Linked DNA regions of Homo sapiens: regions 1 and 3 are each linked to region 2. A link is a contact called in ENCODE Hi-C or POLR2A ChIA-PET data. All regions are on one chromosome and are shown on one strand. The core of a region is the stretch at or near the end of the contact, and the rest is flanking DNA. Distances in the headings are between cores, read along the strand shown.

Region 1 (2,700 bases), core at 128-2,627, 100 kb after region 2:
TGGCTTCCTCTCCTCCTGGACTGTAAAAATATTGTGAGACCTGGAAGGACCTGAGTGCTTTGCCAGGTCACTGTCCTCATTTTACAGATGAGTGAACAGAGCTCCTCAAAGCCTAAGTGACTTGTCTAAAGTCACACTGTTCATTGGTGCTAGACCCATCTCCTTTAACCTTCTCTCATAGGTATGATTTTCCAGCCCTTCAATCAACTCAACAACTTTCCTCTGAAGCCTGTCCAAATTTGACTGCCCTTCTCAGTTGTAGCTCCTGGAATTAGCCCAGAGGGATCTAAAGAGAAGATTACCTGAGTATTCCTCCATTCTAGGTATGCGTTCCAATGCCACGCTTGCTCCAGGGGTTTATTTTCTGACAATGACCCTCTCGTCTATTTCTGACATGCTTGAACACATTCTCCCATCTCACGTGTCTCAACTCTGGTTTTCTTCCCCAAGTATAATGATGCCTTTATTGAGTCACACCATGCAAATGATAAGACCTCAGATGTTCAAACAACTTTCTTTCTGGAAACACAAAGCACCTTTCTAAGACTATCAGCTCCTTGATGCTTCTGTAAGGGAGGATAGGCTGCCAAATTCCAACTTTGTGGACAGGCCGAAGCCCAACATTTAATTGATTTACCCCAAATCACCTAATCAAGATGGGTGAAGATTATTCTGGAGAATGGAGAGATGACTTTATCCTAGTCAGCACTCAACCAATTAGTCCACACTTCATACCCTGTCCCAGTCGTCACCCAAAACTGCCTGCAAATGTCCCTTTCTTTACTATTGCAGGAGTTCCACCATATTCAATATTCACATGCTTTCAACTCCATGATAGTTATGATATAAAGCAAGTCAAATAGGCTTAATCATTGCCCTTGCAGGGTTTTGCAATTCAGCAATTTTTTTTTTAAAGCATCAGGGGTCTACTTATTTTCTAGGTCTCACCAAGCTACATTCCTATAAATAGGAATTTTAGGCCCCTTTGGGATCAGGATAAACTGCCACTTGTGCTCTCTGAGTGTTTTGTACATTATTTTCTGTTACTGCAAATATCCCATTGCCTTGTATTTACTGACTTACCTGTCTCTCTTGCTCTCCTTTTCCCTATTCCAGGCTTTAGATCAGGAGCTCCAGGCCCCATAGGGATAGTCTATGTATGTTTATGTTTACAGAAGACCCCCCTCTGTAGGTCCTCCCACCTGTGTGGGCCATGACTCTGCTTTTCCAGGTGTGTCCCAGGAAATCACAAAAACACTCTTTGTAGGGGAGCTTATGAGTTCTGCTGAGCAGTCTGGGTTCTGCCTCATCCTCAAGCCCATGAATTTGGTGGTTGACTATATCAGGGAGCAGTCATCTCCAACATTGAGGGCTGATGCCTGTCCTCACTGTCTCATGTCAAAGGGTCATCAAATATTAAGTAGTGTGACCAGAGTGGAGCGGAAGTAAGTGACACTAGGCCGACCCCAAGGATGGAATCATTTTTGCATCTAGCAAACTGTCCTGGAGACAGGACATGTTAAGCCAATGCTTATTGATGATTGTGATGGTGATGGGCTCATTATCTCCCTAGAAACACTCAAAAGAGGGCTTCTGTCTGCTGCAGTTTCTCTTAACTAATAAAGTCTGAAGCCAGACTGCTGAGGACACAGCATTCTAAACACTGAGCTCTCTTGGGACAGTGCCCAGAGTGAGGTTCTGGGAACACAAAATATTTATGTAATCCCTGGGGTGAGGCTACTGATGGAACCAGCTGAGGTGAAATCCCAGCAAGGGGCTTGTGATTCCCCAGCCTTCTGTCCTCCTCCCTTCCAGCAGGAATAATAAATAAAGCCAGCAGCCAGCCTTCTGGAGTTCCTCCTCCAAGGGAGGGATAGCTATAAATGTTGACCAAAGCAATGACCAGTTCAGCACTGCCACAAATTCTGGTGTGGGAAGATAATGTCGCTAAAATAATCCCACAAAGAGCTCACACTCATCAGGCAATTGTTATGAATCAGGCTCATCTTGCCTTGGCTGTTTTATTTAACACAATGCTATGAAGTGGTATTTTTATGCCTGAGTTACAGATGAGGAGGGTACAAGGATTTCCAAGTGTTACACAGTTTAGTAAATTGTAGAATCAGGAATTCTGACCCAGGATAGGCTCGGTGCCCACAGACCATGTCTTCATTTCCCAACGCTCCCTCCCTGATGATTGGCAGGGGCTTTTGGAAGGACTGCACCAAAGGACTCTCCAATGCAGCAAGATGGCAAAGTGGTAAGACCCAGAGAGGATGCTTCAAGTGAGAAAGTCTTACATTTTTTTCCTGGAAAGCACCTCAAGAGAAAAACAAGATCTTCTTAAGCCACTTGAACTAAACTATGAGACTGTAAACTAGGCAATACAAGACATCAGATGAGAGAAAAAGTTTTCCCAACTGCAAAGAGTCACATACCACAGTCCATCCCCTCCATCTTAGAATTGATCACTTTGATTTTGGCCCCCACTGGAGCTTATAGATTCTTTTAAAATTGTTTCAATAATACTTTATCACACATATTTGTCAATATCTATCTTTCACTTCTTAAACTATAAGCTATCTAAGGGGTGAGTTTGCCCCTCCAATACTTAACACGGTGTCTACAAACATAGGAGGAACTCATTACTCATTTGCTAAGTTAGTCCATTAATTTATTATTTTTGTTGCCCTCCATCTA
Region 2 (2,700 bases), core at 41-2,540:
CATATTTTTATCTTTGGCCATGCAACTCTTGGAGCAAAGAGGACCACCCCAAATTTTACCGACATGCCTGAGCCATTCAGAGCTTTAGAAGAGAAATGAACGAGTGCTGAGAGCCCTTAAGCCCAGGACTTCTCTCACACAAACAGTAAGTGGAAAGGAAAAAACAAAAACAAAAACAAAAACTAACCCTCCGTAGAGGGAGGGAGCAGGGTGGATGATAGGGAAAGGACATTAACCAGCAGACCAAAGGCAGCCGCGGCGGCGGCACTTCGCGAACTGCCTGCAGAGGAGAGTGAAATCTGTTTCGTGTACAATAACCAAGCACCCTCTGGCTGCCTCGCATGGGCACGAATAATAAATACACCGAGGTGGGCAAACAGATGCAACGAAACGAGCCACCCCAAAAAGGTCAAAACTTCAGAAATCCCGGGGGTCAAACCACCCACACAAACACATCAATCAGTCGGAGCGAGAGAAGGGACTTGGATACTTAGCAAAGGATCCTAAATTGTGTTTTTCCTTTCAAGCTCTGGCTTGCAAAGTACGGTGGCTACATGCAAAGCTAGAGGAGAGCAGGAAGGCTGAGGGCGGCAGGGTGCGGGTGGGAAGGGAGGGGTGTCTAACACCAGCCACCCAGGCCTCGATGTGACGAAAGTCGTCAGCAGCCCCGACCACATCCCAGCCCCTCCGCCCAGGCCGGCAGACGCCCCTCGCGGCTCCCCCACCCCAGCTTCCGTCCCTGGCAGCAACCCCGCCAGCCCCGCACCAGCAGCAGCCCCGGCCCGGGCCCCGCGCAGGCAGCGCCACGACCGCGGCTCCCATCCCTTCCGTGCGGCAGACACCCCGCAGGCCTCCCTCCCTGCCCACCCGGGGATGCCCGGGTAGCCGAGCCGGGGCGGGCTGCACCGCCAGCTCCCCCCGCCCCAGAGCAGGCAATGGCTCACACTTACCTTGGGCGTTCGCGGGGGGGCTGAAGGTGGCAAGCCTCCCGCCCCCCGCCCCTGTCCTCCTCGTCTTTTTTCTTCCTCCCTCCTCCTCTTCTTCCTCCTCCTCCCCACAGTGTGTCCGGGGCTCCCCCTCCTCCCCGCCGCTTGGAGTAAGAACCCAAAACCCCGAAGCCGGGCCCGCGTGCAAGCGTGCGGGAGGCGGCGGCGCGCGGCCAGCTCTCCAGTAACTGAGCGCGGCGCGCAGCTCCCAACTAAAGTGTGAAAGAAGCAGCGGCCGCGGCGGCCGCGGCACGGAACGTCCCCCCGGGAGTGGGCAGGGAGCGAGCGGGAGCTTGCGAGGAGCGAGCGAGGGAGGGGAGCTCCTCGCTCAGTCACTCACTCGAGGGGCGGGGGCAGCAGACACTCCCCCACCGCCGGCCCCTCCCCGAGCCTAGCTCCCGCGCGCGCCTGGCTCTCCTCCCCGGGGCGGGGCCTGCGGAGGCCGCCGGGGCGCAGCGCGCTGGGGAGCGGGTTGGGGGCTGCTAGGGCTGCGGGGCGGGAAGGAGGCGGCAGTGTGTGTGTGTGTGTGTGTGTGTGTGTGTGGGCAGGTGTGTGTGTGTGTGTACGTGTGTGCGCGCGCGCCCTGCAGCGGCCGGCCAGCCGGAGGGAAGACCCCGGCGGGAAGACTGCGTCCCGTCCGGCCTTCCCGGGCCTGTCACTTGGGCGGTGGCGTGGGAGCGGCGAGGCTGCTCGGGGGGCAGCCGGGTGGGCCCAGCTCTAGGGGAGATTCGGGTCAGCCCCTGAGCCCAGCCTCCCGGCTGTGCCTGCTGGAAGCAGACGGAGGGAAGGCCGGGCGTCTTTGGCCCACCGCGCGGCCGCTCCCCTCCCGGGCCAGGCTGAACGGGCGGGCGCAGCCCAGAGGCCCGGGCTCTGCCACCGATCCGCCTCCATACTGACCCGAGCTGCGGCGCCTGCAAGATTAATGAAGCATCCGCGATTCGGTAGAGGCGGCACGGGGAGGAAAGACACAAGATCGTGCTGCCCCCCTCTCCCCACCCTTCTCAGCCTCCTAGGACCTAAAGGCGTAGGCTGCGTCTGCTGGGCGCGTCCGGAGTGGTCCAGAGAGATCGCCATCCACCACTGCATCCGTCCAGTTCTTTGTGGACCCTCACAGAAGCTCAATCAATTTCCCACCCTCTGGAAAAGGGTATTTTTCTCTTCCCTGGCATATTGGGTGTTTCTTGTGTGCACCTAATTGATCTTTTTCCATTGATAGCCTTTGGATGTCTTTTGTGCGGCTTCCCCGCGCTTCACTGCTCCCTCATTGCCTTAGACACGCGAGGAATGTCAGGCCCCCAGAGTGAGAACACCCAAGAAAACAATAGGGGCAAAAGATCCTCCCTGGGCCTCGCGGATTATGCACAAACCAGATCATTTCCCACATTCGGCCAGGGTGAAGATGGAAAATGGAAAAGAACGCCATCAGAGTGGTGACACTGACGAGAAAAGCCAATTCATAATTTAGTTTAATGAAATGAGTTAGTAATCAACCACTAATGTCTAGGAAATTGGCCTTTTTTGAAAACTGGTTTTCCCTTTCTCCACCCCTTTTTTTTTCAAATTAAAAGACTAGTATCCCACTGTTGTTGTTTTAATTTTTATTGTTTTCAGGGATGGGGTCTGCTGCCAAGGCTGGATTCGAACTCCTGAACCCAAGAGATCCTCCTCAAGGGATCTTCCCCATCTCAGCCTCCCAAGTAGCTGGGACTACAGG
Region 3 (2,700 bases), core at 186-2,685, 120 kb before region 2:
TGCTACCATGCCTGGCTAATTTTTTGTATTTTTAGTAGAGACGGGTTTTACCATGTTGGCCAGGGTGGTCTCGAACTCCTGACCTCAGGTGATCCATCTGCCTCGGCCTCCCAAAGTACTGAGATTACAGGCGTGAGCCATCATGCCTGGCCTACTATTAATAAACTTTAACTGAACTAAATTGTGAACTTAATTGCTAATGGTGAGTTTCTAATTATTTAAATACACAGAACACTGATATAAATATATATAGGTGAATATATACATGTCTATATATATATGGCATGTGTGTATATATATATATATATATATATATATATATATATTTCTTTATGTATCACAAGTGGATTCTATGATTTTGTCTGTAGGATGGGGAAGAGGGTAACATTTTTGGACCTAAGCAGAACCTTCTGAAAGACCCAGATGGCCCCTTGCCCACTGTGTAGTGAAGGTTTCTCCTAGGGAGGAGATGCCCTTGCACTTGCCCACTGTCCTCTCCCGTCTGCCAAGCCACAGACTAGTGCAGACATACTCTGAACAGCCCAGTGACATTCAGTCTTCATTTTCTTATCCCTCCAGGGAACACAACTAAATTGAAGGTAGTGGACAAACTATTACTACTTTTCCAATATGTTTTTCCAATGAAATGGAAAAGCTACTGGCTACATGACTTTCAAAGCAGCATTATTCTAAACACAGGCCATTTTTTAAATCAAGACAGAATCCCCACCAATTTAGACAGAAGATAGGCTTTAACATGTCATTAACAACCCTGGCTGGCTAGCCAACGTGGTGTTAAGAGGAACACAATAAGATTGGATACAAAGGAAGAGAAAACAAACAGCCACGACTACAAAGCCAGACCTATCATTATTACTTACACAACACACCGCACAAAATCCATCACGGTATAAAACAAAAAAAGCTGGGCAAGATCCTTCAATAGGCCACAATTTGTACAAAGCAAATATTTAAAAATGGTCTGTCACATTCTCAAAGGCTGGTGCCGGGAAGGAAGATATCCATCTGGAAACAGACATCTCATCAGCAAATGCACCACACATTCCCAAGGCAAGGCAGCCATCAGGAACGTCCTACCTCACCAACCAGCCTCTGAGCGAATGAATGAAGCATTTTGGGTTACGACAGTAAAACAATCACTACCAAAATCCAGTTTTCCTTTTGTTGAAGACATGGGGGATTAATTTGAGACTTTAGGTTCCCTTTATCAGAGCCCACACTGGAAGAAATGGAGACAGCCACCGTTACAGCCAGAGGGTCCTGGCGCAGAAAAACGTGCCAACTCGAGGAAGAGAAGGGAGACACAGGACCTGTCTTCCTTCGGCTCCCCCCAGCTTCCTTGCACCTGTTCCCAATTTTTCTTTTCTTCCTGTTGATCTTGTCAGGTGGCTTATTAAAATGCACGTCGGGAACAGTAGGCTGACTCCTGTTCTCTGCATGTAAACAGTTGCAGGCTGTGCTAGTCAAAATAGATCTGGGGTAAAAGCAACGCCTGGGTGATATTTTTAGCATTTTATTCCTCAGATTACATCCAAGTGGGGCTGGGATTGTTCAGTGGCATTGATCAAAAGAAGACTACGTGAGAAGGTGTCAGAGTAGATTCAAATTTTCATCATTTTAGAAAACTGTAAGATCCCTTCTGATCTCAAACAGTAGTGGGTACAGTCTGTTTCTGCCGTTTTTCCTGCTTCTCCCTTGAACATGTACATCTATGAAAATTTTTAACTTTTTAATAATCCTGACATGCCAAACTCATTCCAGCAACCATTTCTCTAGTTGATTCATTTAAAAGTCAGTTCTATTAAATACAAAGGTAACCTCGTGGCAGATCTTCTATCTGCAAAGCTTGGAAGGAATGGGGTCTGACCCACGAGTTCTAGTTTTGTAGCTAGCAATAGGTCAGAACCTAACATCTTTATTGGGTTGAACACAAGTTTGTTGGAGAGGAATTAAAGAGCAGAGAAGAGTGAAGGCGTCAATCACTTCAGCATAGCTAACTATGGTTTACTTCTACACTGTCCTCATCTGGAAGGTGTACACTCAGTACAGTCTGAGTACCTATGTGCTGGGCTCTGTACTAAGCGATGCAGGGATGTAGAGGAGAGGGGACGGAGGACAGCAGAGAGCGCCCAAGGAAAACCAGCTGTCTTGAGGGGAAGACTAATGCTCTGAGAACCCATCTTCTACTTGACTGACCACAGATAACTAGGGCTGACTCTAAATTTGGAGTAAACTTACACACAAAGACTCAGCTAAAGAACCTCATATACCACTATCAATTCCCTGAGTCAGGAAGTCCCTGAACGATAACTACTGTCCTCACTAGTAGAAAGTGATTTAGTCAGTTCCAATGTAATAGTCATTATTAAGCAACTTTTAGGGTAGTTATAAACTTCCTAACAAGAAGCTTTGGTACACTTAGTATAAAATATTCTCAGTTCCTTCCAGAGTTTGCTTCAAATTAACCTAATAGAGGCAAACATTTCAAAATAAGATTGCTTGATACATCTTTTTTTTTTTTTTTTTTTTTTTTTGAGACAGTTTCTTACCCTGTCACCCAGGCTGGAGTGCAATGGCATGATCACGGCTCACTGCAACCTCCATCTCCCAGGCTCAAGTGATCCTCCCACCTCAGCATCCTGAGTAGCTGGGACCACAGGTGCACACCATCATGCCTGC

What was found. Hi-C counts contacts between places; a loop is a spot of excess contacts on that map. ChIA-PET counts read pairs that join two places held with the same protein, here RNA polymerase II (POLR2A). Pooled maps may share reads with other maps.
Region 1: a map of sigmoid colon shows a loop between it and region 2 (3-fold over the local background). The contact joins the enhancer-like site here to the promoter of C1orf21 in region 2. A Hi-C loop is called at or near these places in 14 of 168 maps with a recorded cell type or tissue (IMR-90, Right ventricle myocardium inferior, aorta and 6 more) and 17 of 50 pooled maps. POLR2A ChIA-PET finds 5 or more read pairs at or near these places in 4 of 52 experiments (HEK293, Panc1 and WTC11).
Region 3: a map of aorta shows a loop between it and region 2 (2.9-fold over the local background). The contact joins the enhancer-like site here to the promoter of C1orf21 in region 2. A Hi-C loop is called at or near these places in 9 of 168 maps with a recorded cell type or tissue (CD8-positive, alpha-beta T cell, HepG2, MCF 10A and 5 more), 8 of 37 single-sample maps with no recorded cell type and 16 of 50 pooled maps. POLR2A ChIA-PET finds 5 or more read pairs at or near these places in 11 of 52 experiments (A549, AG04449, AG04450 and 8 more).

Annotation. Positions count from the first base shown.
Region 1 is chr1:184,283,292-184,285,991 of GRCh38, reverse strand. No RefSeq gene overlaps it. Among named protein-coding and RNA genes, the nearest start is that of C1orf21-DT, 100 kb to the left of the region's middle. Within about 2 kb of position 1,377, at least 4 of the 41 ENCODE cell types and tissues checked have a DNase peak (open chromatin) inside an H3K27ac peak, as active enhancers do; they include heart right ventricle, where a contact is called at or near this core.
Region 2 is chr1:184,385,619-184,388,318 of GRCh38, reverse strand. C1orf21 (chromosome 1 open reading frame 21) reads right to left here and starts at 1,290. Exons shown (of 6, transcript NM_030806.4): 1 at 951-1,290. It overlaps C1orf21-DT (C1orf21 divergent transcript), which reads left to right and starts at 1,615. Exons shown (of 1, transcript NR_172919.1): 1 at 1,615-2,566. RefSeq lists silencers at 1,255-1,514, 1,545-1,654, 1,745-1,804.
Region 3 is chr1:184,502,933-184,505,632 of GRCh38, reverse strand. The region is part of intron 2 of C1orf21 (chromosome 1 open reading frame 21); the gene reads right to left. Among named protein-coding and RNA genes, the nearest start is that of C1orf21, 120 kb to the right of the region's middle. Within about 2 kb of position 1,435, at least 2 of the 41 ENCODE cell types and tissues checked have a DNase peak (open chromatin) inside an H3K27ac peak, as active enhancers do.